2 separate regions of the Homo sapiens genome follow, and region 1 is linked to region 2. Evidence: chromatin loops called from intact Hi-C (ENCODE). Cell type or tissue: GM12878. All regions are shown on one strand.

The links. Hi-C counts contacts between places; a loop is a spot of excess contacts. Peaks named below come from ENCODE experiments on the same cell type or tissue, not always from the same donor. Only the 100,000 strongest peaks of a DNase experiment are listed, where the experiment ranks them.
Region 1: a loop joins it to region 2, with 2.5 times the contacts of the local background. A loop is called at or near these places in 1 of 110 quality-filtered maps.

What each region holds. Positions count from the first base shown.
Region 1 is chr4:110,285,664-110,289,663 of GRCh38, forward strand. It overlaps the pseudogene ZBED1P1. Among named protein-coding and RNA genes, the nearest start is that of ELOVL6, 89 kb to the left of the region's middle. RefSeq lists an enhancer at 1,607-1,696. In GM12878, no CTCF peak of the experiment used is centred here; a DNase peak (open chromatin) is centred at 1,678; H3K27ac peaks cover 638 bases.
Region 2 is chr4:110,053,877-110,057,876 of GRCh38, forward strand. The region is part of intron 3 of ELOVL6 (ELOVL fatty acid elongase 6); the gene reads right to left. Among named protein-coding and RNA genes, the nearest start is that of ELOVL6, 140 kb to the right of the region's middle. RefSeq lists enhancers at 1,476-1,525, 1,936-1,995. In GM12878, no CTCF peak of the experiment used is centred here; a DNase peak (open chromatin) is centred at 1,735; H3K4me3 peaks cover 610 bases; H3K27ac peaks cover 1,412 bases.

The DNA of each region.
Region 1 (4,000 bases), 230 kb after region 2:
GGAGTAAATCCTGCCATTTTTGACAACATGAATGAACTTGGAGGACATTATGTTAAGTGAAACAAGCCAGACTCAGACTCAAATATTGTATGATCTCATTTATATGCAGAATCTAAAAAAGTCCAACTCATTGAAGAAGAGAGTAGAGCAGTGACTACCAGCTGTTGTGGGGTGGGGGAAATGGGAGATGTTGGTCAAAGGTTACAAACTTTCATTTATAACATGAGTAAATTTTGGGGATCTATTGTACAGCATGATAGCTACAGTTAATAATACTGTATTGTTTACTTAAAATTTGCCAGAGAGTATGCCTTAAGTGTTCTTATCACACACACACACACACACACAGAGTACATATATATGGTGATGGATGTGTTAATTAATTTGATTTTGGTAATTATTACACAAAGTATATGTACATCAAATCAACAAGTTGAACACGTTAAATAGATATAATTTTTCTTTGTCAATTATACCTCAATAAAGCTGAAAAAAAAGAAATATAACATGAGTCACAAACGTGAGCCACATTGTAATTCTAAATGTTCTAATAGTCACATGAAAGAAGTAAAAAAAGTAAAATTAATTTTAATAATATATTCTATTTACTAGTATATTAAAATCATTACCATTTAAATATGTATTCAGTATAAAATTATTAATGAGATAGTTTACTTTTTTAAAAATATTAAGCCTTGGAATAAGTATGTATTTTACACTCATAATACATCTCAGTTTGGACAGGCCTCACACTTCAAATGCTCAGTGTGTACCGTATAGGACAGTGTATCTTTAGATCACTGTTGTCAATATAAAAACAAAATATGTGAAAATCTTTATTATAACAATTGAATTCATGATTTTCCTCAAATGAAGGCAAAGAAATAAAATTTTATGAAATAAGTATACTATAAAATGATTTATATGGTGTATGTGTCCTTATTTTATTATTCAACTACACATCAATAGAATACTCAGATATACACACGTGTGAATATATTAGTTGTCTTTGATGTTTTTCAGGCACATAAAAAGCATAACTTTACATGTTTTTTTACTTAGTCACTATAAAGTTATATTTATCAAGGTAGGCACCTAAAACATTTTATTTATTTATTTATTTTTAAAGTAACCAGTTTATTTTGTTTTATTGGAGGGTGTTGATTGGGCATTTTGTTTTGTTTTGTTTTGTTTTGCTTTGTTTTAGAGTCGGAGTTTTGCTCTGTCATCCTGGCTGGAGTGCAGTGGAACGAACATAGCTTACTGTAGCCTCGAACTTCTGGGCCCAAGGGATCCTCCTGCCTTAGCTTCTGGAGTAGGGGGCACTAGAGGCGCATGCCACCCCACCTGGCTAACATTTTATTTAAGAGTTTACTAGGCCAGGCACAGTGGCTCATGCCTGTAATCCCAGCATTTGTGAGGCTGAGATGGGAGGATTCTTTGAGGCCAGGAGTTCGAGACCAGCCTGGTCAACATAGTGAGACCCCATCTCTAAGAAAAAAAGGTTTGCTAACTTGATTTCCAACACTTAAATATTTGGGCATATAGTAGGCATTCATCTATAACCTTGCCACAGGCCCTGCAAAAGTTGGACTTGGGCCTGGCTTGGAACTCTGCTTTCAAATGTTGGCATGACTCATTCCCTCACTCCTTTGAGAATGAGCTCAAATTTCGTTTTGTCAGTGAGAACCGAAACTGTATACACCCACATAGCTTACTGTGTATATTTACAGGCCTTTGTTATTCTAGGTTTCATCAACATAGCTTTACTATTCTAGGAAACTCTTGCTGAAGAAGATAAAAGTTGTGAATAACATTATCATTCATTTCAGCAATGTCCCAAAAGGCCATCAACTCTTCATGAAAAGCATCAATTTGTTCCTCCAGTCATGGGAGCCATATCAAAACTACAGTTGAAACCCCAAGACTGCTTGAACCCAAGACTCTTTGAAAACCTTGCCTTTACATCTTCACTTTGCTGTGACCACGAATCTTAAACTATTAAGTCATAATCCTTACAGAGTGTTAATTAAGCACTGATATCGGATAAGATCTGTCTTAAACTGACTTAGAGTCCCAGTAAATATCCTGACTTTGTTCTCCCTCTTCTGAGATGCTCTAAGATTCTGTGGAGGGAGTACTCCCTTCCCAAGATCAATATAAGCTCAGCTTTGTCTTTTCGACAGGTTGTCATAGTGATAATTTGGGGAGCCAGCATTCAGGATCAGTAAGTCTTTCTCTGAACATTCTTTTTTTTTTATTTTTTTTTTGAGAAGGAAGTCTTGCTCTGTCACCCAGGCTGGAGTGCAGTGGCGTGATTTCGGCTCACTGCGACCTCCCAGGTTCAAGGGTTCAAGCGATTCTCCTGCCTCAATATCCTGAGTAGCTGGGATTACAGGTGCCTGCTTACCACGCCTGGCTAATTTTTGCATTTTGAGTAGAGACGGGGTTTCACCATGTTGGCCAGGCTGGTCTTGAACTCCTGACCTCAGGTTTTCTACCCGCCTTGGCCTCTCAAAGTGCTGGGATTATAGGCATGAGCCACCATGCCAGGCCTGGTCTTGAACTCCTGACCTCAAGTGATCCACCTGCCTCGGCCTCCCAAAGTGCTGTGATTACAGGCGTGAGCCACCGCGCCCAGCCTAGTCAAATTGTTTTATATAAGAGAATGTTAATCAAATTTTCTGATCAGGTGATTTTTCAAAAGCTAAAGCATTATATCAGAGCTTATATCAGTAAGAGTAGCCGGGGATGTAGAGGATATTCTAAGCATAAATCTTTCTGATGATCTGGCTTTATCCCAGAGATGTGAAATTAATAACACATCAGGGTATAAAGAGAATATTCTTTCCACATGAATATCATTTCTCATAAAGGAGTTTTTACAGAAAATTAGCAACTTCTCTGGAATTAAAGGAACATCGCTCTGTTACCCAGGCTGGAGTACAGTGGCGAGATCATAGCTCACTGCAGGCTTGACCTCTCAGGCTTAAGCAATCCTCCTGCTTCAGCCTCCTGAGTAGCTGGGACTACAGATGTGCACCACCGCACCCAACTAATCTTTAAATTTTTAATTTTTTGTAGAGACGGGGTCCAACTATGTTGCCCAGGCTGGTCTCAAACTCCTGGGCTCAAGCAGTTGTCCACAGGCTGCAGTTTTAGTTCATACAGAATTGTCCTCAAAGAATGTCATAGTCTGGGCTACATTTTGGACTTATTTCCCTTTCTTCTTTATGGGGGATGTTCAATCTGTGATTTTCTGAGTTCCTCAGATGAAAGGCTTCTGCAAGTCTGTGAAGGTTTTTTAAAGTCTTGAATTTAAGATGAAGAATTGTTGAAATTAGTCTGGGACATCTGCTTTGATGAAGAGTCTTGACAGCCAATCAAAAGATAGCAGGTTTTCAGCTTCTCTTTTTAGAACCAAGACTATCTTGAACTTACTCTCTTTGAGCAGGATTTTTCTCTTCATCATTTAACACGGAAAGAAAAAAGGGATGGAACAGGGTGAATTGAAGCTCACAAGGACATGCTTGAAGAATTATGGGTGTACAAGCAAACTTCAGGGTAGGAGAAAAAAGAATCATGGGCGAATGCTTCCTTTAACATTTTACTAAGTGGGGTTTGGAAGGCAAGAGAGAGGTGAGGAAAAGACCTGAATCAATAGAATGGATGTAGAGTATGTGTTACTCAGGGTCCAATAAGGAAAGGAGAAACCATAACAATTATTTTAACAAGGAAGTTTAACATAGGGAATTGAGCCAGGTGCAGTGGCTACGCCTGTAATCCTAGCACTTTGGGACGATGAGGCGGGCAGATCACTTGAGGTCAGGAGTTTGAAACTAGCCTGGCCAGCATGGTGAACTCCATCTCTACTAAAAATACAAAAAAAAAAAAATGCCTGGAGTGGTGGTGGGTGCCTGTAATCCCAGCTACTTGGGAGGCTGAGGCAGGAGAATCGCTTGAATCTGGGAGGTGGAGGTTGCAGTGAGCCAAGATCCTG
Region 2 (4,000 bases):
TGCAGTGAGCCGAGATTGTGCCACTATACTCCAGCCTGGGCGACAGAGTGAGACTCCATCTCAAAAAAAAAAAATTAGCTGGGCATTGTGGCAGGCACCTGTAATCCCAGCTACTCAGGAGGCTGAGGCAGGAGAATCACTTGAACCTGGGGAGGCGGAGGTTGCAGTGAGCCAAGATCATGCCATTGCACTCTAGGCCTGGGCAACAGGGCAAGACTCCATCTCAAAAAATAAATAAATTAATTAAATAAATAGGAAAGTTGTCAGTTGTTATATTTCTGAACCTACTGTCAAATTTTTGTTGAAGTCATCTTCTCTCTTGCAAGATGCCAGATTTTTATGGTGTCTATAAGTGTCAGGCAGACTGATAATGATGGATGATGATGGTAACCCTCATACATATACTTAAGGGACAAAACTGGTGTCAGGAGACCCGGGATCTACTTTTCAGTGTTAAACTGTGCTATTTTTGTATCTGTCAGAGATCCACCGTTTCTGTATAAGTACTACTCTGTTCCTCCAATCCCTCTGTGGACAATAACGCAGACACAATCAATTCCAGCTACCTTGGTTCATAGTGTAAAGAAGGTAGATGTCCAAGATACTGTATGTTTAAAACAAGTTTAGTCATTCATAATTGAATAGATGCTTTCATGAGTCTCTTAGCATTAACTAAAATATAAACCCCTATACAATTCCAAACACATTATAATAAATTTGTCAAAGTAATATGCATTTCATCCTAACTCTTTAGTTTAACCCTATCATCACTTTTATATTAAAATTTTATTGTCTAAAGAATGATTAAGAAAAACCATATTAGAATGGGCTAGTGTGGGATGGAAAGTGGAAGGTACAATTCTGGAGTTAAGAATGGCTTTGTGTTTCTCCTGTCTGGAGGTGAGGGTATATCTCAGGTTTAACTGAGATACACTGGGTGTTTCTAGTTACTTTAGGGAGGGGAGTGGAGTGGAGGGTAGGAGGAGGGGAAAACATGTCCCGAAATCTCAAGAACAAAATTAATTTAAATTTGCTTAGGAGTTTTTTCCAGAACACATATGCACGATGGTGGGTGCGGGAATGAAATTGATCATCTCCCAGCAATGGCTCTGGAGCTGATCAGTAGCACCATTCAACACCCTATCAGGGTTACTATCCCCCAGACTGCTGACCCAAAGAGTGGTAGTTTCCCTCAGGCAGGGGGAAACTGGTGGGGCTCTAGAAGAGCTAACCAAGTCCTCTCACGGTCTTGGATATGGCAGCTGAGATGCATCAGTCAGGCCACTCTGGCAGGTACAAATTATTTTTCCTCTGGGGAAACCACATAATGTCACATTTAATTTGTCATGAGCCAGAGTCATGCCAAGTCATGGTAATTTCAGGCTTTCCAGAAGCTATAGAGTGACCCAGAAATGTTAACTATCAGAGGGACTGTGTATTTGAGTTGGTCAGTCAATCTTTCTTGTTCAAATGTCCTGTTGGCATAACGGGAAGGACATTGGCCAAGTACAAGCAATGGGACTTTAGACTCTCGAACGTTTCAGTCCTGTCATTTTAGCTACCTCCTGGCTCATGTTCTCTGTATCATGATTTCTCTAACCTTTGGTCCAACTATTTTCATTCAAGAGACAGCTTTCAGGCAGGGCATGTTGTTCCTTATACCCAAGTGTCCCTTCTTAACTACACCTTTGCAGCTGCAGGAAAAGCAACAAGCATTTGGAAATCCCCAGGGTGTTCTTGGCCACCAAGAGACACAGAGAGGCTACTCTGTGTGTGTGGTTTGTCACATACAGCTGAGTCCCTCTTCCCAGAGCTAGCTAGAGTGCTGCTGAGTCAGAGCTTCAAAAACAATGACATGCTCAACTGAGCAAGGACCTGGGCTCAGAGCAGATATTTCCAAGTTTTAACAAAACAAAATCTCAGCGGGTTTTAATATAATCCAAATAGTAGGTGCTCAGAGATTTGGCACACAAAGCAGGTTAGTGGCTCTTTTCCTCTCACTTGTTCTAGTGGCCTACAACCCCATAATTCACTGAAATGAGCTCACGGTTTTCTGCTGAAACAGAAAGGTCTTCTTGCTATTTATTAAGAGTTTAGTGAAGGGGGAGTTAGTGTGGAATGAGTAGCATTTCAGTTGGAGAAGATGCAAAAGTTCTGGAAGTTGATGGAGTAATGGTTGCTCAACAATCTGAATAATATGTATATTTTACTGCAATTTAAAACAAGAGTTTGAGTTTGTGGGAGCTGGGGGGGGGGATACAGTTTCAGTACTATACATGGAAGAACTGTTTTTTTCTCACTAGATCTTTTCCTTTTGGTGCTCATAAAGAGTCCAGAATCTTAGAATATTGAAAGGTAAAATTTGAGACCTAAAAATAAGAAAAGTTCTAAATAATCCAAACGGGTAAATCTCTCTTAATTAAATAGTAGCGACAAGATTTTCCAACTGCAAAAACTGGAAAGAAATTTAACCTCCAAAATGCATGGGAAAAAAAAGTCATCCAGGCAAACATGTTGACTACATAAAGACCTAGATCTGCTTGTCTTGGAGACACTTGCACTGATTTTGGACCTGTTTTGAGTCAGCGGTTTACCTCTGAATGGCCATTGTCAGAGGAGCTCCAGAGTATTTGAAGAACAATATCCCATATTTTAAAATGTTAAAAAAAAAAAGTATTCAGAACATGAAAATTATCTCTATAAAGGGTTTGAAACTGTATGAAGAATTTGTGTTACTAATTAGCCTCATTAAAGAACTATGTCAAGATTAGAATATTATTTTTTCCAACACTTCAATCTCATATTTTAACTGCATCGATTATTGGATAATCCACAAAGGACTACTACAAATTATTGTGATGAATGAGCCCTTTCCAGGGAAAGGGATTATCATGCCAGCAGCACACCACTCCTGTTGACTGCAAATAGGAGACTGGATTATGGCTCCTTTGGGGCTCAAGAGGGAACACTGTATTCAATTACAATGTCCGCTATGAGGCTGAGGGGAATGGACATTTGGGCCTGGATTAAATTAAGACAGGTGATATTAACATCATCAGCATCAACACAACCAAGATAGAAGATGAAAATATGAATACCTCTGGGTGCTACACTAATAGGTCTTCTCTAGGAATCCTAAAAGTCAGGAGGACAGAGAGCATAGGTCTGATTATGTCTTTAAAGGAAATTAATCACTACAGATAGCTTGAGGTGGCATTTCAATAAATTATTCCTCCAAAAGGTAGAAAGGACTATGTTTGTTCTCAAGTACCTCAAATACAGCTGTATATAACTCAGAACACAACACAATTAGTCCTTGCAGGGAAAAGGCGTTTCTAGAAGAAAACACTGAGGCTGCTTTTTTGTGATCTGAGGCTTAAAGGTCGGAAGTCCAGTCTCCAGCCATAGTCTAGTCTCCTACTTGCATCCTACTGGCATGATTATTTCTTATTAAAAAAAAAATTGAGGGGGAAGTAGTAAAAGGTAGAAACTGTTGAAGTGTTCAGGGGTAGCATTCAGGGGAAATCACGTTTCATGCATTTACTACATTTATGTAGTTGTAGTCAGGCCTTTGTCAAAAAAGATAGGGGATTAATAAGGTTATTAAATAGCATAAAAGAGGGATATATTTCTCAACTAAAATAATTCAGACTTTAATAACGTGTAATTTTATTTTAAAGAAAAAAAGCCACAGCCGGGCACAGTGGCTCATGCCTATAATACTAGCACTTTGGGAGGCCGAGGCGGGCTGATTACCTGAGGTCAGGAGTTCAAGTCCAGCCTGGCCAACATGGTGAAACCCCGTCTCTACTAAAAATACAAAAATTAGCCGGGTGTAGTGGCACACACCTGTAATCCCAGCTACTCGGAAGGCTGAGGCACGAGAATTGTTTGAACCCGGGACACGGAGGTTGCAGTGAGCCGAGATCGCGCCACTGCACTCCAGCCTCGGCAACAGAGTAAGACTCTGTCTCAGGGAAAAAAAAAAAAAAAAAAAAAT